2 separate regions of the Homo sapiens genome follow, and region 1 is linked to region 2. Evidence: read pairs that join two places in POLR2A ChIA-PET (ENCODE). Cell type or tissue: GM12878. All regions are shown on one strand. Links, peaks and the distances in the headings refer to the core of each region. The heading gives the core; the rest is flanking DNA.

What was found. ChIA-PET counts read pairs that join two places held together with the same protein. Peaks named below come from ENCODE experiments on the same cell type or tissue, not always from the same donor. Only the 100,000 strongest peaks of a DNase experiment are listed, where the experiment ranks them.
Region 1: POLR2A ChIA-PET joins it to region 2 with 8 read pairs; 2 of 35 experiments call an interaction of 5 or more read pairs at or near these places.

What each region holds. Positions count from the first base shown.
Region 1 is chr15:68,111,489-68,120,452 of GRCh38, forward strand. All of the region lies in intron 2 of PIAS1 (protein inhibitor of activated STAT 1), which reads left to right. Among named protein-coding and RNA genes, the nearest start is that of PIAS1, 62 kb to the left of the region's middle. In GM12878, for the core only: no CTCF peak of the experiment used is centred there; no DNase peak of the experiment used is centred there; H3K4me3 peaks cover 857 bases; H3K27ac peaks cover 1,847 bases.
Region 2 is chr15:67,847,182-67,855,460 of GRCh38, forward strand. No RefSeq gene overlaps it. Among named protein-coding and RNA genes, the nearest start is that of RNU6-1, 11 kb to the left of the region's middle. RefSeq lists enhancers at 5,658-6,215, 6,216-6,771. In GM12878, for the core only: no CTCF peak of the experiment used is centred there; DNase peaks (open chromatin) are centred at 3,945, 4,250 and 7,260; H3K27ac peaks cover 235 bases.

The DNA of each region.
Region 1 (8,964 bases), core at 1-8,000, 260 kb after region 2:
TAATTAGAGGTATGAATTGGATGTTAAATTGTTCAGGAGTACCTAATTGGCCGTTAAAAAGTAAAATTCCTATCCTGCAATTTAACACTAATATCAAAATGGTTTAAAGATTTAAATGCTTAAAAATGAAATAGTATCAGAGGAAAGTACAGGTTGCGTTGAAATAAATGCATAGATAATATTTAAATAATATTGAGGTGAGGAAGGAATTTTCCCTAGCGTAAAACTACTGAGAGTTCATTAAGATTTTATTGTGGAGATTCAAAAAGAAAGGTTTATTATACTAAACGGGAAAATGAATAAACTAAGGGGGAATATTTGAAATATGACCATAGTACATATTTTAATATAGAAAGGACTGTTAGAAACAATTTGTGTGTGGATTGGGGGTGCTTAATCCTACCTGGCCATCATACAGTATTACCCTAGTCCATACACTCTCCATACACTTTCTTAGGTGACTTTTGTATCTTATTCTCTTACTACATACTTCCAACAACTGTTGTTGAGCCGTAACTCTTTGGTGATTACTTTGCGTTTTATTTCTTCCTCACTGAGAAAATGGAACCAATCAGAAGATAACTTATAAAGGCTTCCACCAATATATACCTTATGCCCATGTGCCTACATCTCTGTCCGTTTACCGTATATGTTTTCTTCTGTAACTGAGGGTGAATGCTCTGGTATCTGTACTGAGACCAGATTCTACACTTGCACATTAGATCCTACTCACTTGCTTATTCAAGGATATTGCTTAGTAATTCTTTCTCTGCTACATTATCAATTTTTTGCCTCTTTACTAGCTCAGTCCCCCATCTTAAAAAAACTACTTTTCTCCTAATTTCCCTCCAGCTACATCCCTATTTTCTTTTCCTTCACCACAAATTCCTTTCCAGAGATGTCTCAATTTACTGTCTTTGATTTCTTTCCTCCTTTCTCTCATGAACCCTTTCCAGGTAGGTTTTTGACTAGCTCATGCCAAAGAAACTGTTGTTATCTAGGTCATCAGTGACCATTATACCACCAAAAAAAAGTAGTCATTTCCCAGTTTGGAAGAATTAAATCTTTTTAAAAAATGTAAAGAATGCCTACTACAGCCTAATAGGGTGGTTCACAATACAGAAAAAGGCCAATAAGGGTATGAAAAGTAGTCAATTTCTAGAAAGTCAAAGAAATGCAAATTTAAGACAATAAGATGTTTCTTATTCACTGTCCAGTGTCGGCAAGGAAATCTAGAACTCTCATATACCATTTGGTTATGCAAATGAAAATTGGTACATTTCTGGAAGCAATTTGACAATTTTTACAAGAGCTTTAAAATTGTGTTCGTCTTTTGACTTGCCCATTCTGTTTCTAAGAGTATGTCTCGGAAATAACACACAAATGCATGATGCATCCACCCACATACAACCAGGGAGGGAAGGATTCATCAAGGCATTAATTCTGGAAGGGAAACATGAAAATGACCTAAGTGTTTGACAATAGGAGATTGGTTAAAGTATGCTACATCTATATGGTAGAATACCAAGTAGCTACTTAAAATGATGACATTGGTTTGTTTATTTATTTGAAATTATTTTAAACTTTTTTCACATCAAGTTGCCATTAAAGATATGTTTATTAACATGGAAAGACTTTAATATGTTTTAAGAAGTGTATTCAATGCAAATTTTGTGGGGAACAAAGTATATTACATGCATGTGGTTATATGTGTGCACATACATAGGTACATATCAATGTATGTATAGGAAAATGCCTAGAAGATTGTATACCAAAATGTTTTTCAGCTGCTGTCAAGTAGTACAATTTTAGATGTTCTTTTAAAACTTGGAATGCTTGCATTAACAACAACAAAAAAAGAAAATGAAAGTTTTGCAAAAGAAAGAAAATCAATATCCCAATTATAGTCTGCTTACTTTTTCTGGTTTTACATTCAAACATTGATCATTAGACTTGGTTCATAGCTGGCTGGCTTGAACTGACCCAGTCCTGTTTCATAACCCTGCTGGACTTAAAACAGCCTAATGGTCTGCCAGCTGTGAGAGAATAGATGAGCCAGATAAAGTGTATTTACCATACTTTTAACTCCTGAGCTGCTTGGGAGTCTTTATAGACTCCTTTGATTAAGTCTACCAGGAGACCAGCTACTAACTCAGTAAACTAATCTGAGGAATAATGTAAAGTTAGAATAACTAGGATAGGTAGAGTTAAACTCCAGAGAAAAAAGGTGATGAAAAGTATAAGGCAAGCTTATTAAGGATGGGCTTATTAGGAACCTGATAAAAGGATGTGATAAAAATGAAATCAAAGGGTTTTACAGTGCTAAAGTTTAATAGTATTACATGTTGGAATTGTTTCCTGTTTCTTAGTATAGGTAATTTCTGTATGAATGGAAAATTCATGTGTAATTTTTGTTGTACTCCAAAGAACTTTAGCCACAATTTATTGTGAAATATTTGCAACCTTGAAAATTCAGAAATCTAGCAATAGGATCTCTCTCTGTCTCTCTCTTGCTCTAGCAAACGACTGCATATATTTCATACACACACACACACACACACACACACACACACTTATATACATGTATAGTATATTGGTTTTGTATAAGGTATAAAAAGCAAATTATTATAAAAACAATACATATGCTCAATGTGAAGAATTTTGTAAATAAAAGTTACAAAGGAGTCAATTTTTGCTGCCTTTTTCAATCTTTCAACGCATAATATGTAAATTTGCTTATTTATGCTCTATACTTCATGTTTATATCTTGTCTTTTTCACTTAATATTTTATGACTGTATTCTCATATCATTAAGTATTCTTTCCTTTAAAAATTCCCATTTAAAGATAGTCAAAGCAATATGAATTTGTTAATGATTTAGTATATGAATTGGAGAAAACATATTTTCTGCAGTCTTCTTTCTTAATGGGAGCTGACAGCCTAATGATGAAACTATATCATTCCAGCTATATTTTAAAAAATTACATAGTTGTCAAGTTTTTGTTTGACTAAGTCAGAGGGTTCATTAAAGATTGTAAGGCTGACATTCGTAGATAGGAACTTTAGTTTCACTTTCCCTAAGACAGCAAGAAATATTCTATAACAGAAAGATGACTATTTTTAGCTTTTCTTTCTGCTGGTGAGGTGGAATAGCAAATATTTTTAGAGCAATTGAAAGTACAGCCTCTTAGATTAGCTCAGTGTTTCTATCATCAGAATCTCAATTATTTTATGTATCTAGATTTTTTTTTTACTTCCAATGTTTTGAGTTTATGTAAATTGCAACATGATTCGTCTTTTTATTTTTGATCTAGTTCGTTTCTCTGTGGAACAATATAAAAGATGAAATTTCTAAAACCTTAACTTTTCTTTCTGCACTTTTTATGTATTTTGAGTTGTAATTATATTCTGCTTATTGTGGGCAGTTCTCTTCTTTCTTGGAGATGAAACTTTGATAATTAATACTTACGGGGAGATGGTGTTACAAATCTTCTCTCATAATAGGCTCTTAATATTCACAAGAGAGATCCCCCATGACCATTGTAAGTACCCTTAATTATGAACACCACTAGAACATTTCATCTTTCCCCAAAACGATGCCATAGGATAAGTGAAAATTTGAGGGACTTCTGTTTTTACCCTTAATGAAGGACATCTTGGTTGCTTCCAGGTTTTGGCAGTATAAATAAAGGTGCTGTAAGCATCCATGTGGAGGGCTTTATGTGGACATATGTTTTCAGCTCCTTTAGGTAAATACTAAGGAGTGTGATTGTGGGACTATATGGTAAGAGTATGTTTAGCTTTGTAAGAAACTGTCAAACTCTCTTCCACAGTACATGGTGCTATACTGTAAATGGTATTTTTTTTATTTCAGTTTCTGATTGTTTGCTGTTATTATATGGAAATACGACTGGTTTTTGTATAGCATCTTCACCTTGCTAAATTCGATTGTTCTAGAAGCGTTTTGTAGATTCTATTGAATTTTCTACATAGGTCATATTTTCTATGAATAGACAGTTTTACTCTTTTCCAGTCTTGATGCATTTTTCTTGCTTTATTGTGCTGGCAAGAACCTTCAGTATAATGTTGAATAGAAATGGTAAGAGTGGATGTCACTGCCTCATTCCTAATTTTTGAGGGAAAACATTGATTCTTTCACGTCTCAGTAAAGTGTTTCCTGTAAATTTTCATAGCTGTCTATTATCGATTTGAAGATGTTTACTTCTATTCCTGGTTTCTGGAGAGTGTTTATTAGGAATGGTTGTTGGGTTTTTGTCAAATGCGTTTTCCTCATCTATTGAGCTGTTAATATGGTGTTTCTTTTTTAGTGCGTTAATATGGTGACTTGATTTTTGAATGGTGAACCAGCCTTGTATTTTTGCAACAAATCTCCCTTAGTTATGATAAATTATTGTTTTTCCATATGGTTGGATTTTATTTGCTAAAGTTTTATTAAGAGTGTTTGCATTTATGTTCATGACAGGTAAATGGTTGGTAATTTTTTGTCTAATAAGGTCTTGGTCTCATTTTGGTACCAAAGTAGTACTGGCTTCATAGAATGAGTTAAGCATTTCTTTCTTTTCCATTTTTTTTTGGCGAGGATGGGGAAGAGTTTGTGTAGAATCAATATTTTTTCTTGTCAGGTAGAATTCTTCAGTGTTTTGAAAACATTTATGTAGGGTTGGTATTATTTTTTTCTTAAGTATTTGGTAGAAGTCCCCCGAGAATACACATGGGCCTAGAGTTTTCTTTCAGAGAAGTTATCAAATTACAAATTCAGATTCTTGTAGGGCTATTCAGGTTATCTTTTTTCTTAAGTAAACTTTGGTAGTTTTTTGTCTTAAGACATTTGTCCATTCTTGCTGAGTTATAAGTTTTTGTCATAAAGGTACGCCAAATATTAATAATATTCTCTTCACATCCATAGAATATGTAGTGATATAACCTCTTATTCCTGATATCGACAATCTATGTCTTTTCTTCTTTGTTCTCTTGATTAGTCTTGCTAGAGATTTCATTTTGATTTTCAAGAAGAAACCAGCTTTTGGTGTCACTGATTTTTCTATATTTTTGTTTTTCAATTTGATTATTTTCTGCTCTGATCTTTATTATTTTCTTTCTCCTGATTCCTTTGGGTTTCATTTCTCTTCTCTTTTTTTAGTTTCTTAAGGTATAAACTGAAACCATTGATTTAAGACCTTTTTTTTCTAATATAGGCATTTTAGAGCTGTAAATTTCTCTCTAAATACTGCTTTAGCTGTATCCCACAACTTGTGATATTTTTTGTTTTCATTTTCATTCAGTTCAAAATATTTTGTAGTTTTCCTTTTGATATCTTTGACCCAGGGGTTATTTAGAAGTGTAATAGTTCCCAAATATTTGGGCATTTTCCTGATATAGTTCTTGTTTTTTAAACTAACACATAAAAATTGTACATATTTATGGCGTACAATGTGATGTTTCAGTACATGTATAAATTGTGTAGTGTTCAGGTCAGAATAATTTGCATGAGGCCTTAAACATTCATTGTCTGTTTGTGATGAGGACATTGAAAAACCTCCCTTCTAGCGTTTTTTTGTTGTTGTTTTTGTTTTTTTGTTGCTGTTTCGTTTCTTGAGACAAAGTCTCATTCTGTCTTGCCCAGGCTGGAGTACAGTGGCATGATACTGTTTCACTGCAGCCTCTGCCTCCCGGGTTCAAGTATTTCTCCTCCCTCAGCCTCCCGAGTAGCTGGGACTACAGGTGTGCGCCACCACACCTGGCTAATTTGTATTTTTAGTAGAGTTGGGGTTTCACCATGTTGGCCAGGCTGGTCTCGAACTCCTGACCTCAGGTGATCCACCTGCCTTGGCCTCCCAGAGTGCTGGGATTACAGGTGTGAGCTGCCATGCCTGGCCCCTTCTTGCTATTTTGAAATATGCAATACATTATTGTTAACTCTAGTTATGCTACCATGCGTTAGAACACGAGAATTTATCTATCTAACTGTAGCTTTGTACTTGTGGACCAATCTCTGCCTATTTCTCTTCCCTCTGTCCTCCCCAGAGTTCTCGTACCCCTATTCTATTCTCTACTTCTGTGAGAACAGCCTTTCAGATTCCACATGTGGATGAAATCGTGAGATATTTGTCTTACTATGCATGGCCTATTTCACTTAATGTCTTCCAGGTTTATCCGTGTTGCCACAAAAGACAGGATTTTATTCTTTTTGTGGCTGAATAGTATTCTATCATGTCTCCATACCACATTTTCTTCATCCATTCGTCTCTCTGTGGACATTTAGGTTGATTTCATATCTTGCGATTGTGAGTAGTGCCACAATAAACATAGTTCAGATATCTTTTTCACATGCTGATTTCATTTCCTTTGGGTGTATATCCAGTAGTGGGATTGCTAGATCATATGGTAGTTCTATTTTTAATTTTTTGAGAAACCTCCATACTGTTTTCAGTAATGACTGTACTAATTAACATTCCCACCATCATTATGTTAAGGGTTCCCTGTTCTCCTTATCCTTACCAACACTTGTCTTCTGGTTTTGTGTAGAGTCAGAGTAGGCCAGGTGCAGTGGCTCACGCCTGTAATCCCAGCACTTTGGGAGGCCGAGGAGCGGGGCAGATCACCTGAGGTCAGGAGTTTGGGACCAGCTTGGTCAACATGGTGAAATCCTGCCTCTACAAAAATTAGCCAGATGTGGTGGTGTGCACCTGTAGTCCCAGCTACTCTGGAGGCTAAGACATGAGAATCACTTGAACCTGGGAGGTGAAAGTTGCAGTGAGCCAAGATTGCGCCACTACACCCCAGCCTGGATGACAGAACGAGTGTCTGTCTCAAAAAAAAAAAAAAAATAATAATAAATAAATAAAGAGTCACAGTCTTGCTCTGTCTCCGAGGCTAGAGTGCGGTGGCACAATCATAGCTCACTGCAGCCTTGACCTCCTGGGCTGAAGTGATCCTCCTGCCTTAGCCTCCCAAGTTGCTGAGACTATAGGCATGCACCACCATGCCCTGCTAAGTCTTTTAATTTTTTTCTTTTGGAAATGGGTTGTCACTATGTTCTGCAAGCTGGTCTCTAACTCCTCGCCTCAAGCGATCCTCCCACCTCAGTCTCCTGAGTCACTGGAATTACAAGTGTGATCCACTGTGCCCAGCTGTCTTGATTTTTTGACAGTAGCCATTCTAACTGGAGTGAGGTGATTTCTCACTGTAGTTTTGATTGATTTGCATTTCCCTTATTATTAGTGATGTTGAACATTTTTTCATATATCTGCTAGCCGTATGTATGTCTTCTTTTAAGAAATATCTAAATTCAAAGTGAATTAGAGATTTAAATGTAAGATCGGAAACTATGAAAATAGTAGGAAAAAAACATAGGAGAAAAGCTCTGTGACATTGGTCTAGACAAGGCTTAAACCTTGAAAGCACAGAGAACAAAAGCAACTATAGACACATGGCATTAAATTAAACTAAAAAGCTTCTGCACAGCAAAGGAAACAATCAAGAGAGCACAACAACCTACAGAATGGGAGAATATATTTGCAACCTATACATCTGATAAGGGGTTAATATATAAAGAACTCAAACAACTCAGCAGCAACAAACCAAATAACCCAATTAAAAACTGGGCAGGCCGGGGCATGGTGGCTCACACCTGTAATCCCAGCATTTCGGGAGGCCGAGGTGGGTGGATCACTTGAGGTCAGGAGTTTGAGACCAGCCTGGCCAACATGGTGAAACCCCATCTCTACCAAAAAAAAAAAAAAAAAAAAAAAAAAAGTATATATATATGTACACATACACACACACATACTCCAGACGTGGTGGCGCACACCTGTAATCCCAGCTACTTGGGAGGCTGAGGCAGGAGAATTGCTTGAACCCGGGAGGCTGAGGTTGCAGTGAGCCAAGATCATGCCACTGCACTCCAGCCTGGGCAACAGAGCAAAACTCCATAAAAAAAAAAAGTAAATGGGCAAAAGACCTGAATAGACATTCCTAATATATTTCTGTTATTTAGTTTAATTGAATTCTACTGTGGGACAGTATACTTTGTATGACTTGAATCCTCTTAAGTTAATTGAGATTTGTTTTTGACTCAGAATATGGTCTATCTTGGTAAATGTTCTGTGTGCATTTGAAAAAATACACATTCTGCTGTTGTTGAGTGGAGTGTTCTATAAATTTCAAAGATCAGATTGGTTGGTAATATTGTTCAAAGTCTTCTGTATTCTTCCAATTTCCTGTCCAGTTGTTCTATCACTTATTGAGAGAGGGATGTTAAAATCTTTGCTCATAATTGTGGATTTGTTTATTTCTCATTGTAGTTCTATCAGTTTTTGCTTCATGTATTTGGAAGCTCTACTATTATGTACATGTCCTCTTGACCCCTTTGTCACTATACAGTGACTCTCTCTATCCCTAGTAATATTTTTTGTTCTGAAATCTACTTTCTCTGACAGCTTTGGTTTTTGTTGTTTGCTTTTTGCTTTTGTTTTTATTTTTTAAAGATGGGGTCTACTGTGTTGCCCAGGCTGGATTCAGACTCCTGGGCTGAAGCGATCCTTCTGCCTCAGTGTCCTGAGTAGGTGGGACTACAGGCCCATGCCACCATGCCCAGGTCATCCAGCTTTGTTTTGGTCATGGTATATCTTATCCTTCTTTGTTACCATGATGTATCTTTTCTATACTTTTACTTTCAACCAATTTGTGTTCTTATACTTAAAGTGGATTTCTTAAAAACAGGTTATAGTTGTCTTTTTTTTTTTAACTCTCTCATATCTGCCAGTCTGATAATATCAGCCTTTTAATTGGGTTATTTAGACTATTTACATTTTATGCTATTGTTGATATGGTTGCTTTTAAATTTACCATCTTGGTATTTATTTTCTTTTTGTCTTATCTGTTATTTTATTCCTCTTTCCCCTTTTTCATATGCCTTCTCTAGGATGATTTTTTAATGATTCA
Region 2 (8,279 bases), core at 280-8,279:
CATATTACCTTTGTGTGCTTGCTTAAATAAGATATCCTCTTATAAAGAGCAAGGATACTTTCTATCATAGGGAATACCAGTGTCTTAGCTACTTAAGGCCCTATGTCTCAATTACTTATATCACATGAAAATACCCAATGGGCTGTTTGAAAAATATAAATTTTAGTGTGGACATTTAAATGTATTATCATTTACTGACCAGCAAAAATGATTTTCATAGAGACAGGAAAATTTGGCTCAACCAAACACATGTTTGTAATGAACTGAAAACATGTATTTCTCGTTAAGAGTCAAGATTAGGCTCTGTTTTGTATCATAGAAAAGCAAATAACAGTGGCTTTAAGATGATAGAGGTTTATTTCTCTTTCACATGAAACAAGTTGTCTTTTAAGGACTTGTCTGGTAGCTCCATTGTGGCAGACAGCCAGGCTCGTTTATCCTTTAGGGCCACAATTCATGGTCCAAGATGCTTGCTAGAGCTCCAAGTTCCAAGCAGGAAAGGCAAGGGGGAGGCCATTACTGCCCCGAGTAAAATCCATAACTCAGCATACCACCTAACACTCAGGAGCACTCAGTACATGGTACTCTTGGCTGTTGCTCATCTTCCGTTCTGCACAACAACAAGAAGGAGGAAGGGAAGTCGTATTTACTAATACCATACAGGGTTCTCAGGACCATGCTGGACATTTACACATGATTGCATTCAACTTTCATAATCCAGTGAGGGTGGTGTAGCAGCAGGTTAAGTAGGAAGTGAGGCTGTATCCACATGTGGAGGTAGGAAATTGGAGGGGAAGGGTGGAATGTTTCCATAAGAAGCCGAAGGGCTTTCAAGAAGGAAGGGATGAAGCCTCCAACACTTGCTCTCTGAGATTCAAGTTAATACACATTTTCAGTGTGGATCAAATGGTCCTGACGAAGGTGCAGTGGCAGGAAAGTGTTAATTATGCTCTTAGAATAAAATTGCCATGAGCATAGAAAGTGAAGAGATTAACAAATTTTAAAAAGACATTAGAAAAGCTAGCAAAAGACTTGAACAGGTGCATCGCAAATTAGGAGCTCCAAATGGTGAATGTGAAAATGTCCTCAACATCTTTAATCATCAGGGGAATACAAAACCACCTCACAATTAACACTGAGAAGTCTGATAATGCTGTTAACTAAAAACTCAATCAATATATAAATTTGGAAAGGAGAGCTTTGTTTCTTATAAAGGGTTATAGCCAGCAAGGTGGCCATTCTGACAGGCTGGGAAGTGTTAGCCTTGGTCGAAGCCCAGAAACACACTTCAAGGGAGAGAGGGAAGGGTAAGACAGGAATTTAAGCTGAATGGTTGGCCAAGTATAGGTATTCAACAGGATACAGGAGGAGCTATGAATATTCATGGAGGTGGTCCTAATACATGCATACTTGAATAAACATGCATATTACATATGACCCATGTTCTCTTTGCAGTGGAGACTTTTAAATGTAACATTTAAATGTAGTACAGTTAGGTTCTATATGTCAAAAGGTCTTTTCAGGACACAAAGGCACTCAAGTGTGCAGTCTCTGTAAACCAGCCAGACCAGTCCATGGTTGGTGGTCTTCTCATCAGGAGAAAGTTAACTGAAATAACTCTTGTCCAATCAAAGCTGTAGTTATGTCTTGTGGAACAGGGGGTCAGTTAGGTAGCATCTGGCGATGGATTGAGTTGCAGATTATTTAATATGGCTTATTTCAAGGCCAGTGCTTGTTTAGCTGCTGGAGAAAAAGAAAAACATTGTGGCAGTTGGAACAGAGTTAATTTTTTAAGTGTAGGGGAGCGTAGTGACTTAACCCTTGCATTGCATGGCCTTAGGTGTTGTTTATAGTTTGATATAGTCATAAAGAGTCCATTCTATCAGTCTTATTATCTCTATTTTAACATTAAAGCTGATCAGTTGGGCTGGATGCAGTGGCTCACACTTGTAATCCCAGCACTTTGGGAGGCTGAGGTGAGAGGATCACTTGAGCCCAGGACTTGGAGGCTGCAAGGGAATTATGGTCATGCAACTTCACTCCAGACTGGGTGACAGAGTAAGACCCTGTCTCTAAAAAATAAATAAATAAATACAATGCTGCTCAGTTATTGTGTCCAGATTGCAATATGACCTCTTGTCTCGTCATGACCAGGAACTCAGTTTTTAAGTCCTGTTGGCCAAGAGTGGGGGCTCCATTCAGTCAGTTGGGGGGCTTAGAATTTTATTTTTAGTTTACAATGCCAAGTGCTGATGAGGAAGTAGAGCAACCAAGATATGAGAATATATGTCTGGGGAGTGGGGAGATTGGTGCAACCACTTTGGAAAATGGCATACTCCTAAAATTGAAGATAAGTATACCTTATGACTCAGTTGTTCCTTTCTAGTTACATGCCCTAGAGAAACTCATGCATATGAGCACCAAGTTACAGGTAAAAGAATGTTCAAGGTAGCATTGTCTGTAATGGTCCCAAACTGGAAACAACTCAAGTGCCCATCAACAGAAGAATGGATATCCACACTGTGGTATATTCATGCAATAGAATACTATGCAGTCATGAAAATGAATCAACTACAGTTATTAGGTTGGCGCAGAAGAAATTGTGTTTTTTTGCCATTGAAAGTAATGGCAAGAACCACAATTACTTTTGCACCAACCAATACCTCCAGTGTTAGGGGCTGAATTATATCCCCCACTTCTACCTCCAAATTTGTATGTTGAAATCCCAACCCCTAGTACTGTAAAGTGTGACCATATTTGGAGATTGGGTCTTTAAAGGGGTAATTAAATTAAAATGAGGTTATTGGATGGACCCTAATCCAATATGGCTGATGTCCTTATTAGAAGAGGAAATCTGGACACAGACATGCACAGAGAAAAGGCCATGTAAAAACAGAGAAAATGTAGCTGTTGACAAGCCAAGGAGAGGACCTTAGGGGAAACCAACCCTGCCAACACCTTGATCTTGGGCTTCTAGCTTCCAGAACTGTGAGAGAATTAATTTCTGCTGTTTAAGCCACCCAGTCTGTGGAACTTTGTTAGGCACCCCTAACCCCCCAGCAGACTAACACACCAGCAATGTGGACAGATCTTGTAAACATGATACTGAGTGGAAGAAGGCACTAATAACATATACAGAACTATACCATTTATATAAAGTTCAAAATTAGGCAAGACCAAACTATTGTTTAAGGTCGTATATACAAATGGTAAAATGATGAAAGCAAGGAAGTTACCAAAAATAAGAAAATGGGAGGCGACACATAAAGGCTTCTGGGAGTGGGGGGTTGGGGTCGCCTAACAGTTCCACAGACTGGGTGGCTTAAACAGCAGAAATTAATTTGCCTGTTTCTTCACTTGGGTGCTGGTTACTCAGGTGTTCTCCCTAGAGTTGTGCACTGAACTGAACATTTATGTGTTGTGCACGTTGCAGTATTTATAATAAAATGCTGTAAAAGGAAGACAGAAGCAGGTGGGGGAAGAGGAGAAGCAGAGAGAGAAGGAACGAGGAGGGGGAAAAGGAGGGAAAGGAGGAAGGACGAGAAGCGGGAGGGGAAGAAATAAATCAGTGGGCTGGCCTCTTACCAAGTGGTGTGGTCTAAGAGCTGTGAGACCACAGCTGTCAGTTAAAGGTGGGTCCCAAGCTCAGGTGCTGCCTCTGAGTGTGAACCTGAGCCCAGAATCTCTCCCCTAGAGAAGGGCTTAGAAACTTTGTAACCTTGGGAAAGCCAGAGTATTTTTCTGAGATTTGTTTCTACATCTTTAGACCGGGGAAGATAAACACCTCTCAATAAATGTAAGGCTCTTCCTTTTACTAATTCAGGTCTCTGCTCTCATGTCACCTCCTCCAGGAAGCCTTCCCTAATGATCTTTTGAAAATAGCACCTCTTGGCTGGGTGAGGTGGGTATGCACCTGTGGTCCCAGCTATTTGGGAGCCTGAGGCAGGAGAATCGCCTGAGCCCAGGAGGCTGGGGTTGCTATGAGTCATGATTGCACCACTGCACTCCAGCCTTGGCAGCAGAGCGAAATCCTGACAAAAAAAAAAAAAAAAAAAAAAAAAAAAGGAAAAATAGCACCTTGATGTGGCTTGGCTCTGTGTCCTCACCCAAATCTCATCTCAAATTGTAATCCCCACATGTTGTGAGAGGGGCCTGATTGGAGGTGATTGGATCATGGGCAGACATCCCCCTTGTTATTCTCCTAATAGTGAGTCAGTTCTCATGAGATCTGGTTGTTTGAAAGTGTGTGGCACTTCCCCCTTTGCTCTCGCTCTCTCTCCTGCTCTACCATGGTCAGATGTGCTTGCTTCCCCTTCGCCTTCCACCATGATTGTAAGTTTCCTGAGGCCTTCCAGTCTTGCTTCCTGTTAAGCCTGCAGAACTGTGAGTCAGTAAAACTTCTTTTCTTCATAAATTATCCAGTTTCAGATAGTTTTGTTTTGTTTTGAGACAGAGTTTCCCTCTGTCGCCCAAGCTGGGAGTGCAGTGGTGCAATCTTGGCTCACTGCAACCTCCACCTCCTGGGTTCAAGTGATTCTTCTGCCTCAGCCTCCTGAGTAGCTGGGATTACAGGCACCCACCACCATGCCTGGCTAATTTTTGTATTTTTAGTAGAGATGGGGTTTCACCATGTTGGCCAGACTGGTCTTGATCTCCTGACCTCAAGTGATCCACCCACCTTAGCCTCCCAAAGTGCTAAGATTACAGGCATGAGCCACTGTGTCTGGCCTCAGGTAGTTCTTTATAGCACTGTGAAATGGACTAAGTACCTCCTTTCATTCTTTTTCCATTTATTTTTCTTTACAGTACTTAATACTGTTGATAAGTATTTATCACTGAAATTATGTCAAGTATTTGTGCATGAGGAGGAGCAGGATTTTTGTTTTGCTCCCCATTGTATTCCTAGTGCCTGAAACAGTATCTGACACATAGTAGATGCTCAATACATATTTGCAGTTAGTTTGGGTGTGTTGGCTCACATCTGTAATCCTAGCACTTTGGGAGGCCAAAGCAGGAGAATCACTTGAGGTCAGAAGTTCGAGACCAGCCTGGCCAACATGGCAAAACCCTGTCTCTACTAAAATACAAAAATTAGCCAGTGTAGTGGCACACGCCTGTAATCCCAGCTACTCCAGAAGCTGAGGCATGAGAATTACCTGAACCTAGGAGGCAGAGGCTGCAGTGAGCCAAGATTGTGCCACTGCACTCCAGCCTGGAGGACAAGAGCAAGACTTCGTCTCAAAAAAAAAAAAAAAAAAGAAAAGAAAAGAAAAGAAAAAATTTGCTGTTACAAACATTAGATAATAATTTTGTGATGCCAGGCACCTGAGGCACTCAATAAATGCTCGTTCTCTCCTCCCCTTTTAGCTGAGAACCTCACCCTCATTTCCTGGAGCTGGCAGCCCCTTATCTTTTTCCTTCCCCCCTCCAACCTGGGACTGAGAAAGTGCCTACAACTGACGCCTCTGATCAGTAGCAACATTTCACCCCCTGGGGCCAATCTGGCCCATCATCTGTCCCCTCCCCACACCCTTGCCAAGGGTCACAGTCTCCCTGCCCCAGGGGAGGGTCCCTTTCCCTCAGAGGGGCCGAGCTGCCCCTGGGTGACCCAGGCTCCAAGTGCTTACAGCACTTTGGGTGCATGGACTGTTGCCTCCATTGATAATTTACTGTTGTGGGCTTAGAGTGAGGCCCTGAAAACCCGCCATAAAGGTTTCTCTCACTCCTTCACCCTCATTAATTGCTCCCGCCTCCCTGTTCTTCCCACTCAGATGCCTATATTTAGTGCTGATTTTCTTCTGCCTTGTTTAGAGTTAGTTGTTTACTTGTTTGCTTCCCCTGCCACCTCCCAGACCATGAACCCAGCTGTGAGGGGCCAGACTTTATTCATTGCTGTACTCCCAGTGAAGTGGCACCATTCGCCTGGGGGGATACCTGAGGTTCATTGTCTCATGCCAGGGAAATCAAGGACATGGACACACAAGGAGTGAGGTTGAGAGCGGAGGTTTAATAGAAGGAGGCCAGGCATGGTGGCTCACACTTGTAATCCTAGCACTTTGGGAAGCCAAGGTGGGTGGATCACGAAGTCAAAAAGATCGAAACCATCCTGGCCAACATGATGAAATCCCGTCTCTACTAAAAATACAAAAATTAGCTGGGTGTGGTGGTGCACGACTGTAGTGCCAGCTACAGGCTGAGGCAGGAGAATCACTTGAACACGGGAGGTGGAGGTTGTAGTGAGCTGAGATCACACGACTGCACTTCAGTCTGGTGACAAAGTGAGACTCCATCTCAAAAAAAAAAAAAAAAAAAGGCGAAAGAAAGAGAAAACCTTTCTCCTACAAGGAGAGGGGTCCTGAGCAGGTTTCCAGTCCACAGTGAAATGCAGGGTTTTATAGATGAGCTTGAGAAGGTAGCGTCTGATTTACATAGAGCACGAAAGAGTGCTTGGACCAGGTGTGCCATTTGCATAAGGCATGAAAAAGTGGTTAGGACTAGGTATGCTATTTGCATAGTGTGTAAAAGTCTGGCCACCCCCACCCTAATCTTTTATTATGCAGATGAGCTTTCTACCTGGCTGGCACCATGTTGCCTGTTCCTTTACTGTACACATGGTGACAAAAGGGAAGTTGAAGCCTCCATATTGAACATACCTGGCCCTCAGGTAACCCTTTTCTATTGGCACAGGTGCTGGCATTCGCCCGTGCAAGCTTCCAGCTTGCTTATCTGTTTGCAGCTCGATTTTTCAGGCTGCTCTTTGTTAGAAAAGCAATGATTTTGGGCTGCTTTTTGTTGAAAGGGAATTTCTGCCGAGGACTCTTACCCTCACGATCTGCCTGAATAATTTCTTTCTGTCTCCTGTATCACCAGCACCTGGCACAGCACCTGAATTTTAAATCTTATTTATTTATTTATTTATTTATAGAGACAAGTTCTTGCTCTGTCGCCTAGGCGACACTATAACATCAACCTCCTGGCCTCAAGTGATCCTCCCACTTTGGCCTCCCAAAGTGTTGGGATTATAGGTGTGAGCCACCACACCTGGCCTTAATAGACACATTTTTTTCTTTAAAGCTTCTGTTACAAAGGACAGATAAGAGGATTTCAAGAGTTAAGATGACCACAGATCAAACTTCCTTGATGTGCCATCTTCCAACTTAAATTCGAAAGCTACTTGAGACACAGAAAAAGACAAAAACTGAGAACCATTCAGAAAACTTAGTGGTCAGTTGTTGGCCAGAGTCCAAGATGGAAATTTCCCTAATAACCTGCCACTGGGGCTGGGGGAAGTCACATGGTAGGTGGCCTGTGCATACTTTGCCCTCTAAAGTGGCCCAGAACCTGCAGACAGGAAGCTTGCAGGGAGAAGCTTAGGCCCTCATTCACTGTACAGGGCTGCACTCACCAGCAAATGGGCAGCACACTCCTAACACTCAAGTATGGTTTTCTGAGGCAGTCACTTCTGTCCACCCTCACCCCTTCCGTTAGACTGTCTCTGCCTGTGTCTGTGGGGACACTGTGGCACTCAGTACCTCTGAGCAGGGAGCAGGGCAGGACTGATGAGGAGGTGGCCTAAAAGGCACGCTCGCCTAATGCAGGGACCCTACAGATGGAAAGAGTGCGGTTTTATTTCAAAATATCTGATACACAGTAATATAGATACCTTGTAGTACTTAAATCGTATTAACCCAGTTTGAAGGTCTTTGGCTTTTAGTATCATGCGTTTATTTTTATGTTGGCATGTTTGGTTTTATTTCTTTTATTTTGGTTTATGCCTTCTCTTTTTCATGTTTGTTTTTGTTTTTGCCTTCTATGATAAGCAAAATTGCATGATGATGTATTTTTTATTTATTTATTTTTTTTTTGAGATGGAGTCTAGCTCTGTTGCTCAGGCTGGAGTGCAGTAGCACAATCTCGGCTCACTGCAACCTCCACCTCCCGGGTTCAAGCGATTCTCCTGCCTTAGCCTCCCAAGTAGCTGGGATTACAGGCGCCCACCACCATGCCCAGCTAATTTTTGTATTTTTAGTAGAGACAGGGTTTCACTGTGTTGGCCAGGGTGGTCTCGAACTCCTGACCTGATGATCCGCCCACCTCGGCCTCCCAAAGTGCTGGGATTACAAGCGTGAGCCACCGCGCCTGGCCCTTTTTTTTTTTTTTTTTTAAGACAGAATCTCGCTATGTTGCCCAGGCTGGAGTGCAGTGGCGCGATCTCAGCTCACTGCAACCTCCGCCTCCTGGATTCAAGTGATTCTCCTGCCTCAGCCTCCTAAGTAGCT